Regions from separate parts of the Homo sapiens genome. Here regions 1, 2, 4, 5 and 6 are each linked to region 3. The links are chromatin contacts, found by Hi-C or POLR2A ChIA-PET in ENCODE. All regions are on one chromosome and are shown on one strand. Each heading gives the region's core, a stretch centred on a gene start or an enhancer-like site at or near the end of the contact. The rest is flanking DNA. Distances are from core to core; before and after follow the strand shown.

Region 1 (4,425 bases), core at 1,294-3,793, 1.9 Mb after region 3:
TATATATGGTAAGAGATAGGGGTCAAGTTTTATTCTTCTGCATAGGGATATCCAGTTTTCCCTGTATCATTTATTGAAGAAACTGTCTTTCCCCCAGTGTCTGTTCTTGGCACCTTTGTCAAAAATGAGTTCAATACAGATATATGGATTTGTTTCTGGATTCTGGATTCCATTCCATTGGTCTGTGTCTGTTTTTATGCCAGTACCATGCTGTTTTGATTATTATAGCTCTGCAGTATAATTTGAAGTCAGGTAATGTGATTCCTCCAGTTTTGTTCTTTTTGCTCAGGATAGCTTTGGCTATTCTAGGTCTTTTGTGGTTCCATTCTAGGTCTCTTAGGGTTGTTTTTTCTATTTCTGTTAAGAATGTCATTGGTATTTTGATAGGGATTGCATTGAATCTATAGATTGCTTTGGGTAGCAATGGTGTTCTGATTCTTAATCCTAATGTTATACTGATTTTTAAAAAATGTATTAACAAAGCAACAACATGAAGTCACATGTTCTGATTTTTTTTGTCTGTATATGCAACTTGTTCTTTCTCTCTGGAAGCTTTTAGAATTTTTTTCTCTGTGTCCAGTACTCTGAGATTCTATAATGATGTGTCTTGGTGTGGGTTTGATTTGTTGTTCTGGATACTTAGGGTGCCTGTTCAATTTGGAGACTGTTCTTCAGTTTGGGATAGTCCTTTTAAATAGTTTTTTTGATGATCTCTTCTGATTCTCTGTTCTCTTTCTGGAACTCTAATTTAGAACTCTTATTTAGTCCAGACCTTCTGGACTGATCCTTTATTTTTATGTTTTCTCCTAAAGCAGAACAAATTTGATCTTCTTCAACTTTATCCCCCAGCCTTTTTATAGAATTTTTATTTCTGTAACATGGTTTTAGTTTCCAAGAGCTCTTTTTGCTTATCCGAATAGTAGTTACTCTCAAGTAGTTTCCTGTTGTTATTTTATGAATGCTCTATAATATCTCTTTGAGAAGTCTGATGATGGATTATTTTTAAATGCTTTGTTGTTTCAGACGGAGTCTAGCTCTGTGGCCCAGGCTGGAATGCAGTGCCGCAATCTCAGCTCACTGCAACTTCCGCCTCCCAGGTTCAATCAATTCTTCTGCCTCAGCCTCCTGAGTAGCTGGAACTATAGGCGCGTGCCACCATGCCCAGCTAATTTTCGTATTTTTAGTAGATACGGGGTTTCACCACGTTAGCCAGGCTGGTCTTGAGCTCCTGACCTCAAGTGATCCGCCCGTCTCGGACTCCCACAGTTTTGGGATTACAGGCGTAAGCCACCGTGCCCGGCCTATTTTTAAATTTTTTATTTTTAGTGTTTTTTCCCCTCCCTTGCAATTTATGTTTCCTCTCATTTGCTTTTCCCTTCTTGTTTGTTTCTTACTTGTATATTAAAGTCCTTCCTTAAATGTCTAATGATCTCTGGCTATTTATTTTGAAGAGTAAGAACACTAAAAAGCTGATTGGAAAGTGGAATGAGGGCTGGGGCACGTAGGCCAAAGTGTTACATGTGGAATTCATTCTAGTTATCTATATCATTAAGAGAACTCTGATAAGGGTATCTTTGGGATTTTTCGTTTTGGCTGGTGAGATTCCCCAGAGAGGGTTTTCCAAAGGTATAATCAGCCTCTTGTTTACCTTTGTTTCGTAATAAATATTCTCAAGTTTGCTAAACCAGTTAACATTCTTCTGTTTGATTTCCAGCTTCCAAAATGTTGCTGTTGTTGTCTCCTTTCCCTTTCTTACGGCCTGGAGAGTAATACATAATTTCACCTTAACTGGAAGCCCATGTATGCATGTATGTATGTATGTATGTATGTATGTATGTATGTATGTATGTACGTACTTATTTGAGACGGGGTTTCGCTGTGTTGCGCAGGCTGCACTTGAACTCCTGGGCTCAGGAGATCCTCCTGCCTCAGCCTCCGGAGTAGCTGATACCACAGGTGCGTGCCACCACGTCTGGCTGCCCGCATTATTTCTCTAGGATTTTTACTGGAGGTCATTTTACTGGAGGTCAACTGCAGGATCGTATAGGAAGGTTTTGACACAAATTTTCTGATTGCCTCAAAGCAATATGTATATATGAAAAGAGGTAAGCGTCCGTATAATAATTGTTTGTTTTGCAACAAGCATTTAATAACTTTCACCGGCACTGCGCACGCTACCTATCTGCCTCAATACTCCGCCCGGCGGTGGGCAGGATATAATGCAAGAGACGTCTGAAAAAGCAATGAGATGCGCATGACAGCTGGGCGAAGACAGAGGGCAAACTTAAAAGGACCAAGCGCATAGACCACGCCTCTGAAATTGGGGAACGAGGAGGGGTTTGATCTTGTCGATGATTGGCTGGTCTCTGACCAATCACGGACAGCGATTGATATTTCTAATCGTCGTGATCCACCTCCCCAGGACCTTGGAGCCACGTTTACAAATAGGAATAGGGTACGTGGGAGGGATAGAACGTACAGCCAATAAAATCATGTGGCGCCGATGGGCGTGTTGAGGCCGCTGCCTGGCTTAGGGCGGAAACAGATTCTCTGCATAAGAAGGGGAACGAAAGATGGCGGCGGAAACGCTGCTGTCCAGTTTGTTAGGACTGCTGCTTCTGGGACTCCTGTTACCCGCAAGTCTGACCGGCGGTGTCGGGAGCCTGAACCTGGAGGAGCTGAGTGAGATGCGTTATGGGATCGAGATCCTGCCGTTGCCTGTCATGGGAGGGCAGGTGAGAGGCGTATAAGGGGCGAGGGTCTGGGCAGAAGAGGAAGCGGGTAAGAGATAGAGGAAGAAGGGCAGCTCCGGAGTCTGGGGCTGGAGCCTACGGGGAATCGGGAAGAGTAGGTATTGCTTTTACGGTGACCCCTGGGGGTCGCAGACTGAGACCAATTCTCTGGGGGCCAGGAATTGGGAGAGGTGGGGCTTCCCGCTGTCAACCTTCAGGTCTCAGTTTATGATCGAAACACCCGGACTCCGCCCCCGTGGAGAAATGGGAGCGCCCTCTCCTCTCACCCACTAAATACAGCTGGAGGGCTTATGGCTTATTCTGTCTTCGACTGATCTCTTCCCCAGGGTTTGAAGAGGGATTTCGTTGTTCTCCCTGATCCCAGCCTTTCTTTGCTTCCTTGCCCCCCGACCCTCCCTTCTTTCCCAGAGCCAATCTTCGGACGTGGTGATTGTCTCCTCTAAGTACAAACAGCGCTATGAGTGTCGCCTGCCAGCTGGAGCTATTCACTTCCAGCGTGAAAGGGAGGAGGAAACACCTGCTTACCAAGGGCCTGGGATCCCTGAGTTGTTGAGCCCAATGAGAGATGCTCCCTGCTTGCTGAAGGTGAAAGGGACTGGGTTAGATAGAATGAGGGCTTGGAAACTAGCAGTTCATCCAAGAACTGGAGTCCACTGAATGAGGCAGGATCTAGGGGACCTGTAGTGGTTAAGAAGACCACTGGAGGAGTAGACAGATTACACGGACAGGAAAGAAGCAAAGAATCCTGCAACCACTGATGACACTTTGCTGAACGTAGGAGCAGGTTAGGATAGAAGATCTCAGAAAAGGGCTAAAGCAAGATTGAGGGTCTGCGTGGGGTAGGAGGAGTACTTCCTTAAGCCTACTTGCTAAAGTCACCCCCTGCCCTATCACTCTGCTCCAGTATCCTGTTTTATTTTCATCGTAGCACTTTTCATGATCTGAAATCATATTTACTGAATCAGTTTGTTTATTTTCGGTCTGATTCCCCGCATTAGAGTGTAAACTCCATGAGGTCAAAGAATTAATCTTGTTCACAGTTGTATTCCCAGTGGCCAGAACAGTGCCAGGAATGTTCAAGAAGTTCAATTAATATTTAATTTTGGGTTCTTCTATGTTTCCCTAATATAATTGCTTCAGGGATACCATAATTTCTTATCTTTATGGAGGGCAAATAAGGATTTAAAAAATCTTTTAAAAGGGAGGAATGGAAAGACCACAAGTGGAAAACAGACTTTAGAGATATCTCTCCAAGTCACAGAAGGAAAGCAGCCCTCCCTCCTTACTGAAAGTCTGGAGAATTGAGAGTGGAAGTGAAGGGAAGAGAATTGAGTGTGTAAGTAGATGAGAGGTTATGTGTCTTGGAGCCAGGAGACTCTGGTTCCAAGAAAAGATGTCTGCACTCCATCCCCCTGATTGTTTATTTTTTAATTGTCAGACAAAGGACTGGTGGACATATGAATTCTGTTATGGACGCCACATCCAGCAATACCACATGGAAGGTAACTCACTCCTATATTTTCCTTAAGCCCTTAGTGTCATATCATGGAAGTTCCCCAGTTCCCTCCTCCTCCTCCTCCTCTTAAGAGTAACAGTGCTTCACTGTGGCTTCCCTTGCAGATTCAGAGATCAAAGGTGAAGTCCTCTATCTCGGCTACTACCAATCAGCCTT
Region 2 (4,530 bases), core at 1,570-4,069, 1.8 Mb before region 3:
AGCTCAGAAACCTGGCGGGGGTGGGATGTGACAGGCAACATATTGGGGAGGACTCCTTAACAAGTACAGGAGGGTGAAGATTGAAGAAAAGAGGGTTAGCGTCAGGGCACGGATGGTAAAAGGTGAGTGTGAGGGCTGAGAGGATGAGAGTCAGGCTCACAGCTCACCTTTCCAGGTGAGGCAGCCGCATCCAGGTACAGGCCTAGAAGGGAGACTGGGAGTGGGGCCGGGAAGGTTTCCTCCCTCTTCATCAACCCTCTCCACATGGCACCAAAGTTTGCTGAGCTTTGGACTTCCCGGTGGAGCCATCTGGGACTACAGTTCAGACTTAGGTACTAGGATTCAGCACTGGTTTCCCTTTGCCCTCTTCCAGCAATTTATAATGAACCCACCCCCACCACCAATGATTAAGACAACCCCACACAACCCAAACCACTATTAACCAAGCAGTAGCCTTCCTCCGCCCCCTCACTCACAGTCTCAACTTCCTCTCCAACCAAACCAGCCTGTCCTCACATGCAGAGAGTTCCGGACAAGAGTGGGCAAGGGTTCTCAGCCAACTCTGAGAATTTGGGAATCTCCATTAGAGGTGTTCAGCCTCTGGGGAACTCCTGTTCCTTCACCTGGCCTGGTTACAGTGGGGATGGGCACTGTCCTCTTGGAGAGAGAGTATTCAGGGACCACCAAGCACCAGCTCCTTGGGAGCTAAGCCCTGGCCCTGCTGAGCCTGGGGTGGGGCTGGGGGCCTAAGCATTGGAGGAGGGAAGGCAACGAGGGCCCAGGCGGGAATCCGCACCCTTTGGGCACGGCTGTGGGTCCAGCTTCCCTCTCATTCCAGCCCTTTGGGGAAGCCCTAATTTGGAAGTGGGGACCCTCTCCAACATCCCAAAGGTGATGAGAAAAGGATTGGAATCTCTTGCCTTCAGTCTCCCTCTCACAAGGGCTTTATTTTTTTTTTCCCTTTCCCCTCCTCATTCCCTTAATTGCAGATGTTCTAATTAAACCCTCAAATAGTTGTTATGCCGTTTTAAAAGGTACTTATTCAAGTGTCAACCAGGCTGGGCTGGGAGGAGGTAGCGTAGGGCGGCGAATTAAAGGTAGATTGACTAATCACGGCGGCGATCATAATAATAAAATCAGAGGGAAAAAAAATCACATTACGACTTTTCGTGGAAAGGAGGGAGCAGGCAGCCAGCGGCCGCCAGCCCTGCGCCGCCGCCGACACAAAGAGTGCGGGCGATTCCGCGAGACTGATTTATGACGTTTTACAGCCCTATAAAAGCTGTAGCGACGAGGCAAGCGCTCCTACCACCGCTGGCAGATTTAGTCTAATAAATAAAACATAAACAGTTAACTTTATGTGTCACTTTTATTGTTATCAAGTAAAATATAGCTGAGCCCTGGCAAGCTATGATTTTAAACTATAATTGTTATCAAGTACAACAAGGGGACCCGGCTCCCTCCCTGGGCTCTCCCCTCCGCTACCCCCCGCAACTCTGAGTTATGGGCGATCAGTTAATTGGAATCGGTGGCATGACAGGACCACCCCTAGCTGGGGGGGGGGGGTGGTGGTTAGGAAAGCAGCTTTTCCTGGCCCCCTCCCTCCTCTACGGCCCTGTCACCCCCCTCCATCAGAGTATTACTGTGAGTGGGTGGCAGAGAGAGAGCAGGGGGTGTGAATGGGCTGGAGACCCCAAAGGCTGGCCGTGCCTCCCCAACTTGGTGAGCTTAGCCTTCCGTTTTTGGAAAGCAGCCTGGAGCTGGCCTTTAGGAATTCGTGTTTACATGTAAACACACGTGTTACATGGATACAGCTCCTAGCCAGAAGCAAGCAGGCTCTACCCACACAGGCCTCCCTCTTAGCTAGGTCTGCCCTCTGTGGGGACAGAGAAAGAACTCTCAGGATCTTGGCTGGGCACCATCACAGGGCACTGACTCCTGGCAGAAAGCTCTCCTCCTTGCCCCAGCTCCTTGGAGATAATTGTCAGAAAATAGCAGGCCGGGCTGAATGGGGAGTGGAAACAGAAGCCAGCAGTAGAAGAGATCCTCTGCTCTGGGGCTGGGGCAGGGAGGGTCAGTGGGTAGCAGGGGAAGGCGAGACTTCTGAACTCTGCTTTTGCCAACCACTTCCTGTCTCTCTTCAGCGGGGGCTCAACCCCCAGACCTCCAGAAATGACGTCAGAATCATTTGCATCCCGCTGCCTCTACCTGCCTGGTCCAGCTGGGACCCTGCCTCGCCGGCCGCATGGCCAGAGGGTTGGGTGAGTGTGTATGGGGAAGAGGGGCTGGACTCTGGTATCCTTGGATGGGGGGCACTCCAGGCTCTCCAGCCTCCTCGGCTCAGCCTGGGCCCCTCCCCATCCAACATCCACTCCAGTCCTCATTCAACTTCCTCTTCCTGCGAAAGAGGGGCGCTGCCCCGTGACCTACACAGACTGAGACACGATCGCCATGAATGGAGACCTCTGGAAAAGCTCAGGAGCCGAGGCCCACGGGGCCCAGCAGAGGCCTGAGGGGAGACCCTGGGCGGGGGCTGAATCACTGCCTCCCGACAGTCCCCCAATGCCCGGGCTTTGGAGGGGAGCCGGGAGCTTCCCATCTCCTTTTGCAGGGGAGGGTTGTCAGTCTGGCGGGATGTGCACTGGGGGCACTCCAACCTCTGCTAGCTAACCCCACATCACCACCCACCCCCGCCTCCCAGCACCACCACCACCACACACACAAAAAAATTGGATACATTTTGAATAAAGCGATTCGGTTCCTTATCCGGGGACTGGGTTGCTCCGTGTGATTGGCCGGAGGAGTCACATGGTGAAAGTAACTTTACAGGGTCGCTAGCTAGTAGGAGGGCTTTATGGAGCAGAAAAACGACAAAGCGAGAAAAATTATTTTCCACTCCAGAAATTAATGATCATGAGCTCGTATTTGATGGACTCTAACTACATCGATCCGAAATTTCCTCCATGCGAAGAATATTCGCAAAATAGCTACATCCCTGAACACAGTCCGGAATATTACGGCCGGACCAGGGAATCGGGATTCCAGCATCACCACCAGGAGCTGTACCCACCACCGCCTCCGCGCCCTAGCTACCCTGAGCGCCAGTATAGCTGCACCAGTCTCCAGGGGCCCGGCAATTCGCGAGGCCACGGGCCGGCCCAGGCGGGCCACCACCACCCCGAGAAATCACAGTCGCTCTGCGAGCCGGCGCCTCTCTCAGGCGCCTCCGCCTCCCCGTCCCCAGCCCCGCCAGCCTGCAGCCAGCCAGCCCCCGACCATCCCTCCAGCGCCGCCAGCAAGCAACCCATAGTCTACCCATGGATGAAAAAAATTCACGTTAGCACGGGTAGGCAACTTTGCTTTTTGCTCCCCCCCTCCCTCCCTTCTTCCCTAGCGCTCCCCACCCTCCTCGGCCCCCTCTGGCCCCCGTCCTCCTTTCTCTCCTTCCCCCTCTCTCTCCAGGAGCGACTCTGGGTTAGCACAATTGAACTGGATTTACGAGCGAGAATGGGTAATTACATCCCCCATAAATTTTATGGCTTAGCTACTCTGGGCAGTCCGAGCCATGTGCTACGATCTGTTATGTATGTGTGAAAACTATGCTCGCTTTCTAAGGGCGCATAAATAATTCAGTGTCGTTACAATGAGGATTCCCCTCTTATTACACTACAAAGTCTTCAGCTTCCTTCAACTTCTTTATAACCCATTTAAGCTTGATGACTTTATTTCCACCACTCCCTCCTCCTGTTTCTCAGAGCTGAGGATGGGGTGAGGGTGGGGGGCGGGGAGCCTGCTGCCTCTGAACCCCACTATTTGCTTTTCCCCTCCCCCCAGTGAACCCCAATTATAACGGAGGGGAACCCAAGCGCTCGAGGACAGCCTATACCCGGCAGCAAGTCCTGGAATTAGAGAAAGAGTTTCATTACAACCGCTACCTGACCCGAAGGAGAAGGATCGAGATCGCCCACTCGCTGTGCCTCTCTGAGAGGCAGATCAAAATCTGGTTCCAAAACCGTCGCATGAAATGGAAGAAGGACCACCGACTCCCCAACACCAAAGTCAGGTCAGCACCCCCGGCCGGCGCTGCGCCCAGCACCCTTTCGGCAGCTACCCCGGGTACTTCTGAAGACCACTCCCAGAGCGCCACGCCGCCGGAGCAGCAACGGGCAGAGGACATTACCAGGTTATAAAACATAACTCACACCCCTGCCCCCACCCCATGCCCCCACCCTCCCCTCACACACAAATTGACTCTTATTTATAGAATTTAATATATATATATATATATATATATATAGGTTCTTTTCTCTCTTCCTCTCACCTTGTCCCTTGTCAGTTCCAAACAGACAAAACAGATAAACAAACAAGCCCCCTGCCCTCCTCTCCCTCCCACTGTTAAGGACCCTTTTAAGCATGTGATGTTGTCTTAGCATGGTACCTGCTGGGTGTTTTTTTTTAAAAGGCCATTTTGGGGGGTTATTTATTTTTTAAGAAAAAAAGCTGCAAAAATTATATATTGCAAGGTGTGAT
Region 3 (4,539 bases), core at 1,138-3,637:
CAGCCAAGATTTTTTTTTAAGGCAATAAAACCCCAAGTCAACCCAGAAGTCAGGATCATTGCATCAAGATCACCAGTGGAACCAAACATTAATTGTCCTAAAAATCAGAATCAAAGGCATGAGTTCTTTTTTTCTTTTTGAGACGGAGTCTCACTGTCCCCCAGGCTGGAGTGCAGTACACCATCTCGGCTCACTGCAACCTCCAACCCGGGCTCAAGCGATTCTTGTGCCTCAGCCTCCTCACAGCCTCCTCAATAGCTGGGACTACAGGCACTTGCCACCACACCTGGCTAATTTTTGCATTTTTGGTAGAGGCGGGGTTTCGCCATGTTGCCCAGGCTGGTCTCGAACTCCTGGCCTCAAGCAATCCGCCCGCCTAGGCCTCCCAAAGTGCTAGGATTACAGACGTGAGCCACCACGCCCAGCTAAAGGCATGAGTTCTTAACCAGAGGTCCATGGACTCCTCGGGGCTACAAGGTAGTTTTATGAAGCCCCTCAAACTGCATGCAAAATATGTGTACATGCCTTTTTCTGGGGAGAGGGTCCATACCTTTCATCAGAGTTTCAAAGATATCTGTGACCTCCAAAAGGTTAAGAAGTGCTCTAGAGAAAAAGCAAAGACAAGCAAATGTGATTAAAGAGCAAGTCCTTTTTAGGCTGTCAGGAGTGCCTAATGTTCTCTTAGACTGTAACACTGAAATCAGGTCAGAGGACTTTACGTAAAAGTTACTTATCCAATCAAATACAAATTTTATATAGACCTGACAAATACAGATTTGATGGAAGGAGGAACTCCATAAACCAACACAATCTATAAATGCAAGTAAGTCATCGGGCAGCTGGTGACTTACTCCAGGGATTTCAAAAATAGGACAAATAGGAAGAAAATATTAGCTCTTCTATATATAGTTCCTTTTTATCTCATTCAAAAATTCCTTTTCTGTGTTATATTTTATAACAGTCCAGAAGTATACAATTTCTATAAGTACAGTATATATAAACAAAGTGGAGATGATTGCTCAATTTTTTTTAACTCATCACAATAAAGATCAAGAGACCGCTGATATAGTCTATGCATTTCAGTATCATCAAGTTAACAATAACTCCAGAATAACACAAAAACCCACTAACAGAGTTTAGAATCCAAGAGTAAGAAAAACATCAGTTTCACAGAAAGACTAATTGGGGTCAACTAATAAGTGACTAAAGAAGGGTCCTCTCCCTACCCTTACTACCCTTAAGCTTTCTTAACAGCAACAAAAACAAAAAAAAACTTTTCGAGCTTTAAAGGATCACTTTTCAGTTTCAGCTATATCAGCCTGGTTTGTCCAAAACATCTAATGGGAAAACTACTTGTGAAACCACAAACAGACAATTACTCAAGATATCTTAATTTACCCTAAAAGAAAATACTTTTTAAAATGTTCTTCTTTTTAATATATTTTTTTAACTTTTTTATATATCTAAGTGTGAAAAAACTACCAAGAGTCTCATAAGACAATTTAAAATAGCTTCTGTGATTCAGTGTCAGCCAATGGTAACACCAGGAGATGCAGGGCCCACCCGAGATATGAAATGGAACAGAGATAATCTTAACCTTGGAATTGTTTTTCCCAAATATTGCAGGTGTGAGTTCTCTCTGGTGGTTGGAGATGGTGTGTGAGGAAGGCTGGCGGGCCGAGAGCCGCGTGACAGAACTCGAAAACTTTTAAATCTGAGGTGTCTGTACTTCTACTATTCTCAAGACCTCCTCAACCCCAGGCTTCTAAGGCGAGACCGATCTTCTGAGAGGCCTCTCCCTGTTTCAAAATTCGGCTTGGGGCGTAATCCCACCTAGAAAAGGGGAGTGGAAGTATTTTCTGAGTGTCTGGTACCTATTTAGACAGAAATACACAAAAATGCCACCATTTGCTAACAGGGAAATCTCAGCTTCGGACGACAGACTGGAAACATCATCCCAGGGAAGAAAAACGGATCCTGGCTCCGACATGGGGCAAAAAGGAGGGACCAACTGACGTAATGCAGCCCTGAAAAGCAACGAAGAGTATAACAGGTAGAAGGCACTTACACAACCCAGTGGGGAAGGGTGACGGACGATACAATGATGAAGGAAGCAGAAATAACAAATAAATATAGCAGTAAAGCCGTGAGGAGAAATGGGAAATTAGGGAAGGCGTAGTGTGGAAGGGTGGCACAAAAGAGCTACGGCGGGAGCCGAGAAACGAAGTGGAAAAGGCTGCACGGAGAAGACGTAGGAGAAGGCGCAAGCTACCCTGTAGAATTCAGTTCCTAGAAAAGTCCAACTCAGCCCTTCCCCGATTCACGGTACCTTTAGCTTATGGAGCTCCACCGTCTCGGTCGCCATCTTGTTACCCCTCACTCCACTAGGCCCCCACCCGCGGCCTCCGCCTCCAGGAGCTCCCGCCTTAGGCGTAGAGATGCAAGGCTGACCAATCGTTGTCACTCTTGCTCCCACGCCATACCATCAGCTCTTCCCATTGGTCAATAGCTGACGTCGCTCTCACTTCTCTAGGCAGCTTGCCCCACCTCTTTCAAAAGGTGGAACTGGGAGAGGGGCGGGCACTGTATCTTGCGAACGACAGAAATGGCAACCAACTGTGCTTCTGCATTACAGACCACCAACCAATGGGTGGTGGCAGCGCTGATTCTGTTCCTCCAATAGGAAAGGGGCAGAAGGAGAGGCGTTACTTCCTGGAGACTTCAGGTGTGGTAGCCGGCGCCGCGCCCATAGCCGGACGGGGATCTGAGCTGGCAGGTAGGAGCTGCAAAGACTGTAAGGGTTGCTGAGGAAAAATGGTGGGAGGCGAAAGGGGCGCCGAGGGAGTGGTGACCTAAATACTGAGAGGGGAGCGCTGAAGGGAGCCCTGAAAAAACCGATGAACATGAGGAGGAAGCTGGGAGGGGCATGGGGCGGGCTTAAGGAACTGGCGGTGGGGCTGGGGCGGGCAAGAGCCGCTTCCTAACCAGACATCATCAGCTTTAGAGCTACCACAATTTTAAAGATCCGAGTTCAGATAATCACTGCTGCCCCTGGAGTCAGAGCCAAGGCTCCACCTTTCGAGGTATTGAGCTCAGGTCCCTTCCTAACCCAGTCCAGAAGCCGTGGGCAAGTTGTTGTCGTGCCCCACGCTTGAGAGAAGTAATGGGGATGCAGACTGTTTACATGCCACGGAGGTGAGAGAGAGGGTGGACAAGCCCCAGAGAACAAAGTGGGGACCAGAGTGAGCTTTACTCTGTCATCCCTTCTTAGTGGTTCTTTGATGATTCCATGACTTTCGCCTGGAATTCTGGGTGTACGTGACCTCTTCATGGTTATTAACTTCTTCAGCAAAGTCAGATACTCCTATTTCCCTTGCTCCCTGAAGTGAGTGCCCCAAGCCTACACATACACCTTCATGTTACAGTTGACGTGTAAAGATCAGAGCAATAATGACTATGTCTCTGAAATGTAGTGAGGACTCTTCTTGTCTTTTAAAGTTTTCCCCAAGTCTTCAGTTTTTATTTTCTGCGTGATGGGTAAGTTCTTCATTCCCAATAGAGTTCAGGGGATTGGGGCTATCTGAGAGACAACTGGGAGATAGCTCAAGAGGGGTTGAGAAAAAACTGAGCTGGACTCCTGCCTGATCCCCCATTACGGCTAGGATGAATGTGGGGGTGGCACACAGCGAAGTAAACCCCAACACCCGAGTGATGAATAGCCGAGGCATCTGGCTGGCCTACATCATCTTGGTAGGATTGCTGCATATGGTTCTACTCAGCATCCCCTTCTTCAGCATTCCTGTTGTCTGGACCCTGACCAACGTCATCCATAACCTGGTGAGCACTAAACCACGCCCTTGTACCCACCCCAGGGTTTCCCAACCAAAAGCAAAATAAAATCACCAATTGTTTGGGGATTTATGTGTTCCTTTTGGGATCTTAACATAATTCTTTGACTGAAAAACTACTTTCTGCCCCTCACACTGCCACCTTCCCTGTTCCCAGGCTACGTATGTCTTCCTTCATACGGTGAAAGGGACACCCTTTGAGACTCCTGACCAAGGAAAGGCTCGGCTACTGACACACTGGGAGCAAATGGACTATGGGCTCCAGTTTACCTCTTCCCGCAAGTTCCTCAGCATCTCTCCTATTGTGCTGTGAGTCTATGGGGGAAATGAGATATGCTGGGTTAGAAAGAGCTCCAAGAGCCAGGTAGAAAGGCCCATAGGGAAGCTGTTAAAAAGCAGACTTCTCATCTAAAACCCTTTGAAGATATTATGGTATACTAGTTCTAAGCCTACAGAGAGCAGTAAAATGTAGATTACAGTCAATACTGTAATCAAGCATTCCTTGCTGCCTCCTTGGTAGTAAGGAAATGAAGGGACTGAGAAAAGATAAGTGCCAAATAAAACCAAATGATTTTACACTGCCAAAAGAAGTAAATAAAGGCAGAACTGATATTAATCTTCAAAAACACTGTAGGGAGTGGAAGCAAAGAGGACTGTAACAGTCATACAGACTGAAATAGCTTGAGCCGTC
Region 4 (4,626 bases), core at 388-2,887, 1.7 Mb after region 3:
GCTCAGTGGCTTACGCCTGTAATCCCAGCACTTTGGGAGGCTGAGGAGAGCGGATCACTTGAGGTCAGGAGTTCGAGATCAGCCTGACCAACATGGTGAAACCCCGTCTCTACTAAAAATACAAAAATTAGCCGGGTGTGGTGATGCGCGCCTGTAATCCCAGCTACTCTGGAGGCAGAGGCAGAAGAATCGCTTGAACCCTGGAGGCGGATGTTGCAGTGACCGAGATCGCGCCACTGCACTCCAGCCTGGGTGACAGAGCGAGACTACGTTTCACCAAAAACAAAAAACAAAACAAACAAACAAAAAAACGGGGGTGGTCTCCTGTTCTAGCCCCGTAAATCTCCCAAAAGGGGCCGAGGTACTGGAATCCCTTGGTAGTCATTTTCCGCTTCTCTCAGAACAGCGCCCTTGACTTTTACCTTGTAGTTGGTAAGCCCTCAGCCTGCCAGAAGTCATGTATTTTGCCCAGTGGACCCGATTCTGTTTGGCCACCTATTTTCCCCCACGGTACTCCTATGGCTTTCTCCAAGACCCTCTCTTGCTGTACCAGACAGCAAGTCCTGTGACTCCCTGTGTGAGGAGCGCGGCACAGGCCTGCCTCCTAGGTGTTCGGGTCGAGATTTACAGCGGAGTCTCATCCCGGGACGTGTGAGTGCACTTCAGCGCAGGACTGCCCTGGACTGGGGAGACCGGAGCCGCGATTTTAGACTCAACTCCCCATCACTTGCCAAGGGATCTTACCGTCCTTGTTTGTAAATTAAAGATAAAAGTTGTGAAGGTAAAATGAGAACCATGAACTTGGAGGCAACTTGACCAAAAGTAAAACGCACCACCCAGAATGCAAAGTATTTTTCTTGTGCCTTGAAAACAGAGGCCATGTGGTGGCCTGTTACATATCCTGTCATACCCTCATGGGGGCAGCCAGAGTTTAAGTAGAAACTGTCACAAGGCCGGTTGTGACTGGAGTGGTGTGGCAATGACAGGTCTTTGGTTAGGCTGCTCCGCTGCTCCACACCTCCATTTCCTCTCTGAAAATGGGGGTAGTGTGGAGGGTGGACCAGATGGTCTCCCCTGGCCTAAAGACAGACCAGGTTGTCAGTGACAGGCAGAGGTCATGTGACTTGACAGGCTGAGGTCGTGTTGTGACATGTTGACCTGGGGAGGCGGGTCAAGTCCCAGCACACTACCCGGGAAGCCTTTGGGGCGGGGCAGGGCAAGTCGCGACTTTCATCTTTCGGGGCCTGGCCCCTCCCGGACCTGGCATTCCTGGTTCCCGCAACAGACTGTGGCTTTGGAAGGGGCCCCTCCCTGAGGAGGGCTGGGATTGGCCACCAGTGGCCTGGGAAGAGGCGCAGATCCTTCCGCGGAGGGCGGGGGGGCCGCGTGGGGTGTTTGTTCTCTTGGGGATTAATGGGGGGTTGTGGGGGAGGGGTAGGCGCGCTCCCGCATGCGCACTGCAGCCCCTCCAGTTGGCTCGTCGCTGTCCGCTGGGCGGGGGCCCGGCCCCGCCCCTCTCCCGTCCGGGCAGCGGCGGAGGCGGCGGCTCCTGCGGCGGCGGCTGCGGCAGCGACGGCGGCGGCGGCAGCGGCAGCAGCCTGCGCAGTGCCTTCTGGGAACGGAATCCCCAGGGCTGCCCCTGGCCCCCATGGCGCATGCGCGGGAGGCCGCTCGGTGATCCGCGGCGGCGGCAGCGGCGCTTCCTGCTAGGACCGGCCGGGGCCGTACCGGAGGCTCGGGCTCCACCGACCCTCCTCCCACCCCCTCCCACTCACCCTCTGGGCCGCGACTGCGCAGGGCGGGGCCGGCCGAACCATGGGCCGCGGTGAGTGCGGGGCCCGGCCCCCCCCACCCTGCCCCTCCCCCTCCCGTCCCTACCCTCTGCCCCCTCCGCGTCCTCTCGGCCCCTTTCCCCGGCCCCATCCCCACTCCCCCGCCCTCACCTGCCCCCGCCGCTTCTCCCTCTCACTGCCAGACTTCTGCCTTCCTCACCGCCCTCCCCTCAGTGCTTCGCCCACCCTCCGCCCGCCCTCTCCCCAAGTTCCTTCCTACTTCGTGCGCCTTCCCCTCCTCCTCAAGCTGAGGGAAGCAGTCTGGGTGACAGGGCGCCTTGTTGTGAGAGGGAAAGTTTGGAAGCCGCCAGTGTGGGGTGGGAGCAATGGTGAGGCTGGGGAGGATACCTGCAGGTTGGAGGGGCTTCCCCTTCTATCGGAGGACAGGCTCTCTTGGAGATAATCGGAAGCCAGTGGAATAGGAGGTTCTGAATCCCTTTGCCGTAGGCTTGAGGGAAAATCAGGAGCTTCCCAGGATCCTGGGAGAAGACTGAGCTGTGATCCTCACCTCTTAAGACCCGAATGAACTATATCAGCGATTGTCTGATGGAGCAGGCATGGGGGGAGTTCTGCTGGTACCACCCCAGCGGGCAGTTGGGCAATTGCCTGGTGACCTGTGGGGCAATCTGTACTTTTTATATCATCTTCCTGGGTAGAGAACAACAGGAGCCAGACACTCTGGGAAACTTCCTAGTGGCCTAGCATTATGGGAATGTGCCCATACTCCTGGTTGAAGTCTTCTACTCCGAATGGAGGGAGGCCTTGCCCTTCATATGCCTAAGAATTGGGCTAGACTTTCTTGGTCCCAGGGAGCTGAGGTTCTGACCCTCTGGTCCCTAGGGACTGGGCTTGGAAAGGATGGTTGTAGACTAAGCCAGCAGATCCCCGAGATCTTTATAGGTGCTTGCCTCACATTGTTAAGGATCTTTCTTTTGAGAGGGTGCTGGGCTGTGCTGCTCTTTAGAGTTGGGCAGACTCCTGACAGTCCCATCTCTCTACTTGCGTTGCAGGTGTGGGCTAAGCTGGTGGCCCCGGCTTTAGACTGGACCCCACAATGTTTGCAGAGATGTTCAGGTAGCTGTGGTGATACGGCAGAGGACTCCTCAGTCTCCCTCCCAGCTGAGGGGTTCCCCTTGCTCCTCTGGGGCTTCCCCTGAGTTTTCTTGGGTCTCCCCACAACCTTTGCCTTCCTGGAGTCCTCTCTCAGGTACTTCGCTCAGTTTAATCCTCCTAGTGCCTACATGGATGTCTGTGTTATCAGGCACGCGGGAGCTGATTACACACAATGAATGGGGGCAATGAGAGCAGTGGAGCAGACAGAGCTGGGGGCCCTGTGGCCACATCTGTCCCCATCGGCTGGCAGCGCTGTGTGCGAGAGGGTGCTGTGCTCTACATCAGGTACGGATCTTCACAGGTCCCCAAGCTCTGCCACTCCAGTTGCCCAGGTTTTCTTTCTTCCGTTTCTTCTCTCAGCTCAGCTCTCTGGTACCCGATTGCTCTCCTCTCTTCCCCTTCCTTCCTCAGCCTTTTTGCTTTCTGTAGCTCTGGGCCTTTGAATCCATTCTCCCTTTTTCTGTGTCTTCCCACATTCCTTATCCTCTGTTCTTCTAGGAGGATCTGTAACTTAAGCACTGTGCTTTAGGAGTATTGCCTGATTCGCTGCCAGCTAACCCCATGTCCTCTGACCCTGTCCTCTCGCAGTCCAAGTGGCACAGAGCTGTCTTCCTTGGAGCAAACCCGGAGCTACCTCCTCAGCGATGGGACCTGCAAGTGCGGTCTGGAGTGTCCACTTAATGTCCCCAAGGTCAGAGTGGTGAGGGGCGCCTGAGAGTACAGAGATAAGCTAAAAGTCTTAATGCAAATCACTGACTGAGGTAGCCCTTCTCACAGGTTCCAGCCCCTCAGGGTCCCTGTCCTTGCTTTCCACCTTACAGGTTTTCAACTTTGACCCTTTGGCCCCGGTGACCCCGGGTGGGGCTGGGGTGGGGCCAGCATCAGAGGAGGACATGACCAAGCTGTGCAACCACCGGCGGAAAGCTGTTGCTATGGCAACTCTGTACCGCAGCATGGAGACCACCTGCTCACACTCTTCTCCTGGTGAGTCTTCTGCCACTTTACAGAAGACCGAGGAAAACCTAAGGGCTTGGAAGGCTGGTGGTGGGAGGAGTTCCTTGAGAGGGAGCAAAGAGAAAGGGGAGTGGGTGGGGAGCTGCATGTTGAAAGGAGGGCACAGGGAGGTTGGGAACTTGTGGGAGATGGGACTAGAGAAGACAAAAGAGTTTTTGGAAGGGGAGCCACAGGCTGACCCTTCATTTTTCATTTATTGCAGGAGAGGGAGCGAGCCCCCAAATGTTCCACACTGTGTCCCCAGGGCCCCCCTCTGCCCGCCCTCCCTGTCGAGTTCCTCCTACAACTCCACTTAATGGGGGTCCTGGCTCCCTTCCCCCAGAACCACCCTCAGTTTCCCAGGCCTTTCCCACTCTAGCAGGCCCTGGGGGGCTTTTCCCCCCAAGGCTTGCTGACCCAGTCCCTTCTGGGGGCAGTAGCAGCCCCCGTTTCCTCCCAAGGGGCAATGCCCCCTCTCCAGCCCCACCTCCTCCACCTGCTATCAGCCTCAATGCTCCCTCATACAACTGGGGAGCTGCCCTCAGATCCAGCCTGGTGCCCTCTGACCTGGGCTCTCCTCCGGCCCCTCATGCCTCCTCCTCACCACCTTCAGACCCTCCTCTCTTCCACTGTAGTGATGCCTTAACACCCCCTCCCCTGCCCCCGAGCAATAATCTCCCCGCCCACC
Region 5 (4,760 bases), core at 359-2,858, 1.4 Mb before region 3:
GGGGCTGGCACCCCAAGGACAGAGGTAGACAGCACCACCCTGCAGCACTCCTGGCTGGCTGGTATTAGCCTTGGGTGCTCCCACCAGCACACTGACCCTGTGGGGGGGAAAAGCGAGGCAGTTGAGGATGGCTCCTAGCTTTTCATTGGTGTCTGGAGGCAGGAAGGACCCAGGCCTCTAGGCTGGGGCTGGCTGGGGGTGGAGTAGATGCCCCCTGCGTTGTATTTATATCTCAGAAGATGCCACAGATGCCAGAGGCACAGGCTGGAGTCAGGCGGTCCCCATGTGCCGCTGTCACTAACACAACCCTCCCCTCCTCCCGCCATTCTCTGTCCTCTCCTACCTTATCCTGTTCATAAAGAGAGGAGGAACCACAGTCAATTTCTAGAAGGGGAAGAGGGGCCAGAGCCTGTACCCCTGGCTTCTCCCTCTCCTCTACGTACCTGCTGAGATTAGATGTATAGCTTCTGGAGCGCCAAGGTCCTGTGGAGCCTCAGGGTCTCTCATCTAGCCTATATACTCTCCTCCCAAGCCAAATCCCCTCCCTGGGCCAAGACCCAGGCATCCGGCTGCCCAGCCACCCAGCCTTGGGGCGTGTAGGAGGAAAATGTGAGTCTTGGAAATCAGGCAGCAGGAGTGGAGAGAGGAGCTGGAGGACAGTGAAAACAGATTGTTCCACTGGGCCTGGGCCTGCCCTCACCCCGGCCCTGGTGTGGGCCTCCCCTTCCTGGCTGGGTCTGTGTTTCAGCCCTTGAACCCCTTTCCCATAGACCACCCCCAGCTGACTGAATTCAGAGTCTGCTCTACCGGGGTCCCAGTTCTGGACACAGTGCTTCTGTTCCCCCTGATATGAGGGGAAGTTTGCCCTGTGTAATGGGGTGGTCATAGCTAAGGGCCTGGGCAGTCCTCCTGCCGTCAGCTCTGCCTCATTCATCCCTAGGTCTCTTGCCTCCAAGACCTCCACACCGCTCTTGGCTCTCTTGGTTTCCCCTAAGGGTCTCCTGCCAGGACTTGTATCTGGCAGCCTGGGCAACTCGACCCAGCCTCTGGACCAGTGCTCCTGCCAGCCTTGGCCTCTGCTCTGCTCTGTGTCTGCCTCTGGCACTGCTTCTCAATCCCTCTGTCCCTCTGCCCCTATGACTGCTTGCTCTCTTGGTTTTGGTTTTTGAATCCTATCTCTCTATCTCAGATTTTACATTTCTCCATCTCTATTGGTTTCTGTTCACTTTCAGCTTTCAACCCGTCCAATACCTACCCTTTCCCTGATATTTGAATACCTTCCTCAGCTTTCTCACTAGGCAAGAAGGCCCAAAGTGAAGGATTATGGTAGAGGTCACAAGAGCTGGGGGTATTTTCCAAGAAGACCAGGTATACTGAGGCGGGGAGGAGTGGCCCAGGAGGTATAGGGGATGGAAGCAGCAGAGAGGACAGGTCCGAGGGGACGGAAGAGGAGAGTGAGGAGGGGTCTGTGAGGGCCAGTGGTGAGAATGGAGGGGAGAGAAGGCAGGGTCCAGAGGAATAGGAGATGGGTAGGCTGAAGAGGGAGAGCTCCTGAAGTTAGGAGGGGTGGGGAGGGGAGGTGCCAGTCTCCGTTACTCTGGGGACAGGAAATGTTTACTGCCTGTGGCTTCCTGTCTGTTTCCAACCTCTCACTTCTCCGTTTGTCTCCCACACCCCCACCTCCGTGCCAGGCCCCACCCTTCTCACTTAGGCATGACATCCACTTGTGGGGTCTGGCTGCACCGCCCTAGGGCTGGGTGATGTGAGAGAAGGAGACCCCTCTCTCAGCAGGGGCAGCCCCCAGAGAACTTGGTTGCTGCCTTCAGGCTCTAGAAAGCAGAAAGGGCCACCAACCTGAACTAGACCAGAACAGCAGAGGTACAGGAAGCAGTGAAAGGAGCACTGGACCAGGAGCCAAGAGTTCTGGTTCAGGCACTAACTGTGGACTTGGGCAATACCCTCTCCCTCTTCCTCTGGGTGAAGAAGAGGTTCTCTCAAAGTTTCCTGGAGCACAGGGCTAAGGCCAAGGGACCCTATTCCTGCTGCCAATTTCTCCAACACCCACTGCTCTTGGAGAGGAGCTGAGCCTGACACTCCTGGGGTGGCCTGAGGAAGTAGCCTGGAGTTTAGCAGGGTTGCAAGACAGAGAGTTTACAAAGCTTGTAAAGCCCACAAGCCAGGGGCATATCCATTCCGGCTGTGCGATGGTTCAGGATACCTGGCATGCAGGCAAGGGACACAGACCTAGGCCTCCTTTCCTCCCGGCACACTACCCATGGCTTATTCCTGGACAGGCAGTGGCCCTTCCATCCCAGCAACCTAAAGTCAATCCAATAAATAGTGCCTCCCCTGCCAACACGCCAAGTGAGGTGACTGGTGCCATGGATGGCATGCAAGCTAGTTTGTCCTTATTTTCCCACATCTTTTTCCTGCTTCCTAAATCCTGCAGCAGTTGGGCACTTTTAGGGGTCTAAGAAGGTAACAATGGAGGGTCCGTGTGCTATTTTCAATATTTCAGAAAGCCTAACGGAAATCATGCATTTACCAGATAAGGTGGCCTAGGCTAATTAAAACCTCAAGTGTATTTGCTTTTGGCTGGAATTATATCAACTTATGTGGGAACCTGGTTATCTCATGCTGGTCAGAAACTCTGATTGGCAGCTATAGATGTTTTTGGTTAATAAAAAATGAGAAAAGCGCCAGGTGCGGTGGCTCACGCCTGTAATCCCAGCACTTTGGGAGGCCGAGACGGGCAGATCACGAGGTCAGGAGATCGAGACCATCCTGGCTAACATGGTGAAACTCCGTCTCTACTAAAAATACAAAAAAATTATCCGGGCGTGGTGGCGGGCGCTTGTAGTCCCACCTACTAGGGAGGCTGAGGCAGGAGAATGGCATGAACCTGGGAGGCGGAGCTTGCAGGGAGCCGAGATCACGCCACTACACTCCAGTCCAGAGACAGAGCGAGACTCCTTCTCAACAACAACAACAACAACAACGGCCAGGCGTGGTGGCTCACGCTTGTAATCCCAGCACTTTGGGAGGCTGAGACAGGCAGATCACCTGAGGTCGGGAGTTTGAGACCAGCTTGACCAACATGGCGAAACCCCGTCTCTACTAAAAATACAAAATTAGCTGGGCGTGGTGGCACATGCCTGTAATTCCAGCTACTCAGGAGGCTGAGGCAGGAGAATCGCTTGAACCAGGGAGGTGGGGGTTGCGGTGAGCCGAGATTGCGCCATTGCATCCCAGACTGGGCAACAAGAGCGAAACTCCGTCTCAAAAAAATAAAAAATAAAAATAAAAAGAATGAGAAAAGGAATTCATTATTTCTTACTAAATGCAGGTTGGCAGGTACACTTTTCTGAAATAGAGTCTGAGAGAAGAAATAACTGCCAGAATTTATTCTGAAGCCTCAGAAATGGAAGGGTTGGTCCTTGGAGACACAGACTACCACAGCTAGAAGGCACTGTAGAGAGCATCCACTGGTTTTAAGACTTCACTGTAGGTGCCTGAGGCCACATGGCATAAAGGCAGACTGGCCTCGTTCTGACACTCCCTAAGAAAAAGTTCAAAGCTGCTCACCTCGTCCCATGTTCTCATTCTGCAGATGGGAAAACTATCTCAGAGGAGTTAAGTAATGGGCTTAGGTCACTCATAATCCCTCCCAGAATATGAAGCAGAAATCAGGAATCCTGATTTCTACGACAGCATTCTAGTCTACCCCATTGCCAACTTATTCCCTCCTCTCATATCTGCTATCTCCCCAGCTTTTGATTAACCAAGTCCCAGTTCAATACTGGGTTACTGTTTGACTCTGTTGGCCTGACAAGGTCAGGGGTGGAGAGCAGCAAGTGGACCAGCGCCCAGCTCCTACAGGTCCTACAGCAGCATGGGCCAGGCCAGAGGAGGACACCTGGTTTGGGGTCCCCTAGTGCATTCACAAGGGATATGTATGATTGGCTGGGGAAGAACAGCTGTCTCCACTTGTGGCAGTTGCAGAAGGGAACAAGGAGCTGAGCTGAGACTGGCCTGCCTCTCAAGCTTTCAAGTGTCCTGGGCCAAGTCACTGCCTCTCTTCAAGCTTTGGATTCTCTGGCATAAAATGATGGATTTCCCTTGAATGTTTCCTAAACTAACTTCTGGTTCAAAATTTCTATGACTCCTGAAGCCTCAGTTGTTTTTATTTTTTGTTTGTTTGTTGTTGTTTTTTTGAGATGGAGTCTCACTCTGTCGCCCAGTCTGGGGTCGCTCAGTACAGATGTGATCTCAGCTCACTGCAATCTCTGCCTCCCAGGTTCAAGGGATTCTCCTGCCTCAGTTTCCCGAGTAGCTGGGATTACAGGTGCGTGCCAGCACGCTCGGCTAATTTTTTTATTTTTAGTAGAGATGGGGTTTCACCATGTTGGCCAGGCTGGTCTCGAACTCCTGACCTCAGGTGATCCACCCACCTCCGCCTCCCAAAGTGCTGGCATTACAGGCGTGAGCCACTGCACCTGGCCAGCCTCAGTTTTTGTATATCTAAAAATGGGGCAATAATGCTTCCTTTGCTTTAACACAAGGATTTTTGTTACAATCCAATGGAAAAATCGATATGAAAGTGCTAAAGGAATATGACAGACTATTGTTACTATCACTAGTATAAGCAAATACTCAAAGCAAGTAAGAAATGAGGGAACTAGGCGGTAGCCAGGAAGGAGAGAACCAGAAACAGAAACAGCTACCCCATAAAAACCATGCCGCCCATGTATTGATCACTC
Region 6 (4,979 bases), core at 313-2,812, 1.3 Mb after region 3:
GGCTGAGGCAGGAGAATGGCGTGAACCTGGGAGGCGGAGCTTGCAGTGAGCCGAGATCTGGCCACTGCACTCCAGCCTGCGCGAAAGAGGGAGACTCTGTTTAAAAAAAAAAAAAAAAAATTAGCCGGGCGTGGTGGCGGGCAAGTGTAATCCCAGCTACTCAGGAGGCTGAGGCAGGAGAATCATTTAAACCCAGGAGGCGGAGGTTGCAGTGAGCTGAGATTGCACCACTGCACTCCAGCCTGGGCAACAAGAGCAAAACTCCATCTCAAACAAACAAACAAACAAAAAAACAAAAAAAGAATTTTAAATTACTTGGGAAAATTATTGTACTACAAAATCAAACGAGAAAACTATCTCTGGTAACGACTGGCAGCCTCCAGGGAAGAGAACTAGAGTACTAACTGGATACAAATTATCAATTCATAAAAAATTAAAAATATGTGGAAAAAGATCAGAAGAAAGTGTGCTAAAATAGATTGCTTCTGAATGGATTAACAGTGTGGTTTCTGCCTGCTTCTTTATACTTAATTGTACCTTGCCAAATCATCTAAAATAAACATGCATTATTTGGCCGGTCACGGTGGCTCACACCTGTAATCCCAGCACTTTGGGAGGGCCAAGGCGGATGGATCACGAGGTCAGGAGTTCGAGACCACCCTGGCCAACATAGTGAAACCCCATTTCTACTAAAAATACAAAAATTAGCCGGGCGCGGTGGCGGGTGCCTGTAATCCCAGCTACTCCGGAGGCTGAAGCAGGAGAATTGCTTGAACCCAGGAGGCGGAGGTTGCAGTGAGCGAGATCGCACCACTGCACTCCAGCCTGAGTGACAGAGCTAGACTCCATCTCGCGGGCCGGGGGCGGTAAGGAATCAAGGTTTTACAAGAGCAGAAGATAGTAGAGATCACTGCATTTCTGTCAACTACATCCGTTCTGCCACCCGTGCCCTGCGTCCTGACAGAGCATACGCTCAGATGGTGTTTGCTGATTTGCCGAATGAATGAGATGGTCCCTTTCCCGCGGCTGCTCTGCCTGCCCAGAATGGTCCCCAGGTTTTCTCGCTTTTAACCAAGAAACTCAAGGCTTCTGCAACGAGACACAGCCCCCAGGACTGCTTCTCAACCAGTCTAGGCCTCCCTTCCTGTCTCCGCCAAAAGGCTTCAGGCTCCTCCCCACTCTGGAAGCTGCCCCAGCCCGCTTCAGGGCCCAGACCCTCAGTCCCGACGCCCACTAGCCTGCCAAGTTTCTTCCACCACACTACGCCGGCGGCCCTCGGTAGAGCCACCGCCCTTCTGCAGAGTAACGGCCCGCGCCCTCGGGACAATCCCTTTTCCAAAAATAACCCCCTCGGCACCTGCCCCCTTGGCAGCTGCTGCCCGGGCGGTACCTGTGCCGTAGACCAAGCAGCCGGAGAGGATCAAGAGTAGCCGCACTGTCCCACCGCCCCCGACTCCCGAGCCCCAGGGCCCGGGACCAACTGCCGGCGAGACCGCCACTTTCATTCCTCCCGCCATGGTTGCCTCAAGCCACCTCCTCCTCACGTGCCTTACCCCAGCAACTAACTCCGAACGGGCAACGACAGCAGCCTATCCTCTACGAAACCCGCCCCTATCAACCAATGGGATGGGCAGGGCTTCGAGCACCCAGCCCTCCAAGGGCCCTATGAGTCCCGCCCCTTAGCAACTGAAGAGAGAGGGCGGGAAAAGCAGCTTTCAGCCTATTGGAAAATGGGTTCTCACCCTAGCAGTGGCGACAGGAAGATCCCACCCCGCTAACAACATGCTTCCGTCTTCAGTTTATTTACAACTGGTGTGATTGATGGTAAGTTTAACCAATAGAAAATCGGAATGGGAGAGGCCTCCTTGACCAAACTCGGTATTTCCATAGAAGCTGTCTGAAGTTCCTTCCGTTTTCTTTCGGTTACTTTTTATCACGACCTTTCTGTTATGAGACGCCTACAATTGAGATCGCTTTATGAGTAGGACCCTGATAGGACGATTTTTAAAGTCGACTGACAAAAGTGTGGTTCTCCAAAGTCCTAAAGGATTTAAAATAGAAGTCACAAAAAAGTGTGTGTCAATATTTTATAAGCATAAACATTAGCTTTTAAAAATGTATTCATAGGATTTTTATTTTTGGAAGTAAAATTAATGTTAGGATTAAGAAAGATTCATTTATTCCTCTTATCATCTTGTGAGACAAATATAATTCTCTCCATTTAAGAAGCCAAAGCCAAGACAGCCACAGGAACCTGCCCAAGATTTCATAGTTCATCTGGTCTGTGATCCCAACCTAAATCCTACTGACTCCAAAGCCGGAGTTATTTATATGGATTAGCTGCTTCCCATTCAATGATTTAACACAGGGCCCAGCAGAGATCCAGGTGTTCAGAAACTGTTAGTAGAAATTGAAACTTTTTTTTTAAGAGGATCTGATGGTGATGGGTAGGAAAACTACAGATGATAGAGCCAAATGAATTGAGGAATTCAAGGAAGGGGGCATCTCCTGGGGAAGGTTCAAGCTTTCAAAACAAGAATTTTTTTTTTTAATGTTTTTAGAGACAGGGTCATTCTCTGACACCCAAGCTGGAGTGCAACAGCACCATCACAGCTCAGTGTAACCTTGAATTCCTGGACTTAAACCATCTTCCCACCTCAGCTTCCTAGATAGGTTGGGCTACAGGGATGCACCACCATGCCCAGCTATTTGTTTGTTTCATTGTTGTTGTTGTTGTTGTTGTTGTTATTGAGACAAGGTCTCCTTCTGTAACCCTTCTGGAATGCAGTGGTGTAACCACAGCTCACTGCAGCCTCGAACTCCCAGGATCAAATGATCCTCCCACTTCAATCTCCCAAGTAGCTGGGACTACAGGCATGAGCCACTATGTCTGGCTTAATTTTTTTTAATTACTTTTTGTAGAGACAATATCTTGCTATGTTGCCCAGGCTGACCTCAAACTCCTGGCCTCAAGTGATTATCCCACCTTGGCCTCCCAAATTACTGAAATTACAGGAGTAAGCTACTGCACCTGGTCTAAAACAAGGACCTTTTTAAAAGTCAAAATGGGCCGGGCATGGTGGCTCAGGTCTGTAATCCTAACACTTTGGGAGTCCGAGGCGGGTGGATCAACTGAGGTCAGGAGTTCGAGACCAGCCTGGCCAACATGGCAAAACCCCGTCTCTACTAAAAATACAAAAATTAGCCAGGCATGGTGGTAGGTGGCTGTAAGCCCAGCTACTCAGGAGGCTGAGGCAGGAGAATCCCTTGAACCCAGGAGGCGGAGGCTGCAGTGAGCCAAGATCGCCCCATTGCACTCCAGACTGGGTGACAGAGCAAGACTCTGTCTCAAAAGAGAAAAAAAAAAAAAGTCAAAATGGGCTGGGCATGGTGGCTCATGCCTGTAATCCCAGCACTTTTGGGAGGTTGAGGTGGGAGGATCACTTGAGGCCAGAAGTTCGAGACCAGCCTGGCCAACACAGCAAAACCCTATCTCTAATAAAAATACAAAAATTAGCCCAGCATGGTGGCAGGTTCCTGTAATCCCAGCTACTTAGGAGTCTGAGACAGAAGAATTGCTTGAGCCCAGGAGGCAGAGGTTGCAGTGAGCCGAGATCATGCCACTTCACTCCAGCCTGGGTGACAGAGCGAGCCTCTCTTGTCTCAAAAAAAAAAAAAAAAAGTCAAAATGGGGCTGAGCTATGGGCAAGAGAAGAGATTTCATTCTCAGAAGGAAAAGTCTAGGCCAACAGTGCTGATATGGTCATCCTGTATTTCACACACACACTCCCTCAGCTGACCTAGGGAAGTCAGCATCAATCATGTTGATACTATGTACCCTTGATAACATGAGATGAAAATGGCATTTTAACTCTGTGGTTTTCCTTCCCAAAACCCATAACACCACTCTAATCTTGAGAAAAACATTAGACAAATTCCAATAGAGGCATCCTACAAAATACCTGACCAGTACTCCTCAAAGCTGTCAAAGTCATCCAAACATCATTATGGGCTTTTTTGTTTTTGTTTTTTGAGACAGAGTTTCACTCTTGTTGAGCAGGCTGGAGTGCAATGGCACAAACTTGGCTCACCGCAACCTCCCCCTCCCAGGTTCAAGCGATTCTCCTGCCTCAGCCTCCCAAGTAGCTGGGATTACAGGTGTGTGCCACCCCGCCCAGCTAATTTCATATTTTTAGTAGAGATGGGGTTTCTCCATGTTGGTCAAGCTGGTCTTGAACTCCCGACCTCAGGTGATTTGCCCGCCTCGGCCTCCCGAAGTGCTGGGATTACAGGCATGAGCCACCATGCCCAGCCCATTATGTTTTTGAGAACTAAACATAATGTGGTGGTCTAGATGGGATCCTGGAACAGAAAAACACATTAGTTTAAAAAAACGAGGCTGGGCACGGTGGCTCATGCCTGTAATCCCAGCACTTTGGGAGGCTGAGGCGGGCGGATCATGAGGTCAGGAGATGGAGACCATCCTGGCTAACATGGTGAAACCCCGTCTCTACTAAAAATAAAAAAAATTAGTCGGGCGTGGTGGCAGGTACCTGTAGTCCCAGCTACTCAGGAGGCTGAGGCAGGAGAGTGGTGTGAACCTGGGAGGCGGAACTTGCAGTGAGCTGAGATCGCTCCACTGCACTCCAGCCTGGGCGACAGAGCAAGACTCCGTCTCAAAAAATAAGAAAACAAAAAAAAACACGGAGGCTGAGCATGGTGGCTCACGCCTGTAATCCCAGCACTTTGGGAGGCCAAGGCGGGCGAATCACGAGATCAGGAGTTCAAGACCAGCCTGGCCACCATAGTGAAACCCCGTCTCTACTAAAAATACAAAAATTAGCTGGGCGTATGGCGGGCACCTGTAAACCCAGCTACTCAGGAGGCTGAGGCAGGAGAATCACTTGAACCTGGGAGGCGGAGGTTGCAGCAGTGAGCCAAGATCAGTGCCACTGCACTCCAGCCCGGTGACAGAGTAA

The links. Hi-C counts contacts between places; a loop is a spot of excess contacts on that map. ChIA-PET counts read pairs that join two places held with the same protein, here RNA polymerase II (POLR2A). Pooled maps may share reads with other maps.
Region 1: a pooled map shows a loop between it and region 3 (17-fold over the local background). The contact joins the promoter of OS9 here to the promoter of SARNP in region 3. A Hi-C loop is called at or near these places in 8 of 50 pooled maps.
Region 2: a pooled map shows a loop between it and region 3 (3-fold over the local background). The contact joins the promoter of HOXC4 here to the promoter of SARNP in region 3. A Hi-C loop is called at or near these places in 2 of 50 pooled maps. POLR2A ChIA-PET finds 5 or more read pairs at or near these places in 2 of 52 experiments (HEK293 and activated CD4-positive, alpha-beta T cell).
Region 4: a map of naive thymus-derived CD4-positive, alpha-beta T cell shows a loop between it and region 3 (22-fold over the local background). The contact joins the promoter of MBD6 here to the promoter of SARNP in region 3. A Hi-C loop is called at or near these places in 1 of 168 maps with a recorded cell type or tissue (naive thymus-derived CD4-positive, alpha-beta T cell), 1 of 37 single-sample maps with no recorded cell type and 11 of 50 pooled maps.
Region 5: a loop to region 3 is called in a pooled map, with 2.4 times the contacts of the local background. The contact joins the enhancer-like site here to the promoter of SARNP in region 3. A Hi-C loop is called at or near these places in 1 of 50 pooled maps. POLR2A ChIA-PET finds 5 or more read pairs at or near these places in 3 of 52 experiments (HEK293T, K562 and activated CD4-positive, alpha-beta T cell).
Region 6: a loop to region 3 is called in a pooled map, with 5 times the contacts of the local background. The contact joins the promoter of NEMP1 here to the promoter of SARNP in region 3. A Hi-C loop is called at or near these places in 1 of 168 maps with a recorded cell type or tissue (naive thymus-derived CD4-positive, alpha-beta T cell), 3 of 37 single-sample maps with no recorded cell type and 13 of 50 pooled maps. POLR2A ChIA-PET finds 5 or more read pairs at or near these places in 3 of 52 experiments (A673, H1 and activated T-cell).

Annotation. Positions count from the first base shown.
Region 1 is chr12:57,691,589-57,696,013 of GRCh38, forward strand. It overlaps OS9 (OS9 endoplasmic reticulum lectin), which reads left to right and starts at 2,544. Exons shown (of 15, transcript NM_006812.4): 1 at 2,544-2,735; 2 at 3,162-3,338; 3 at 4,192-4,255; 4 at 4,374-4,425. The coding sequence starts at 2,574. RefSeq lists enhancers at 2,173-2,747, 2,735-2,784.
Region 2 is chr12:54,051,016-54,055,545 of GRCh38, forward strand. HOXC4 (homeobox C4) reads left to right here and starts at 2,820. Exons shown (of 2, transcript NM_153633.3): 1 at 2,820-3,346; 2 at 3,835-4,530. The coding sequence starts at 2,908. The coding sequence ends at 4,190. RefSeq lists enhancers at 616-1,597, 1,598-2,579, 1,875-2,034 and a cis regulatory region at 2,611-3,111.
Region 3 is chr12:55,815,337-55,819,875 of GRCh38, forward strand. SARNP (SAP domain containing ribonucleoprotein) reads right to left here and starts at 2,388. Exons shown (of 11, transcript NM_033082.4): 1 at 2,330-2,388. The coding sequence starts at 2,365. ORMDL2 (ORMDL sphingolipid biosynthesis regulator 2) reads left to right here and starts at 2,705. Exons shown (of 4, transcript NM_014182.5): 1 at 2,705-2,776; 2 at 3,663-3,837; 3 at 4,006-4,157. The coding sequence starts at 3,664.
Region 4 is chr12:57,521,187-57,525,812 of GRCh38, forward strand. It overlaps MBD6 (methyl-CpG binding domain protein 6), which reads left to right and starts at 1,638. Exons shown (of 13, transcript NM_052897.4): 1 at 1,638-1,825; 2 at 2,843-2,906; 3 at 3,094-3,230; 4 at 3,534-3,636; 5 at 3,767-3,929; 6 at 4,162-4,626. The coding sequence starts at 3,118. RefSeq lists enhancers at 86-1,046, 680-789, 880-949, 1,047-2,006, 1,070-1,209 and 2 more and a silencer at 1,470-1,869.
Region 5 is chr12:54,411,868-54,416,627 of GRCh38, forward strand. ITGA5 (integrin subunit alpha 5) reads right to left here. Exons shown (of 30, transcript NM_002205.5): 2 at 1-97. The region is part of intron 2 of GPR84-AS1 (GPR84, ZNF385A, ITGA5 and GTSF1 antisense RNA 1); the gene reads left to right. Among named protein-coding and RNA genes, the nearest start is that of ITGA5, 5.0 kb to the right of the region's middle. RefSeq lists enhancers at 1-366, 367-1,148. Within about 2 kb of position 1,609, at least 24 of the 41 ENCODE cell types and tissues checked have a DNase peak (open chromatin) inside an H3K27ac peak, as active enhancers do.
Region 6 is chr12:57,077,229-57,082,207 of GRCh38, forward strand. It overlaps NEMP1 (nuclear envelope integral membrane protein 1), which reads right to left and starts at 1,563. Exons shown (of 9, transcript NM_001130963.2): 1 at 1,391-1,563. The coding sequence starts at 1,517. RefSeq lists enhancers at 1,118-1,367, 1,488-1,537.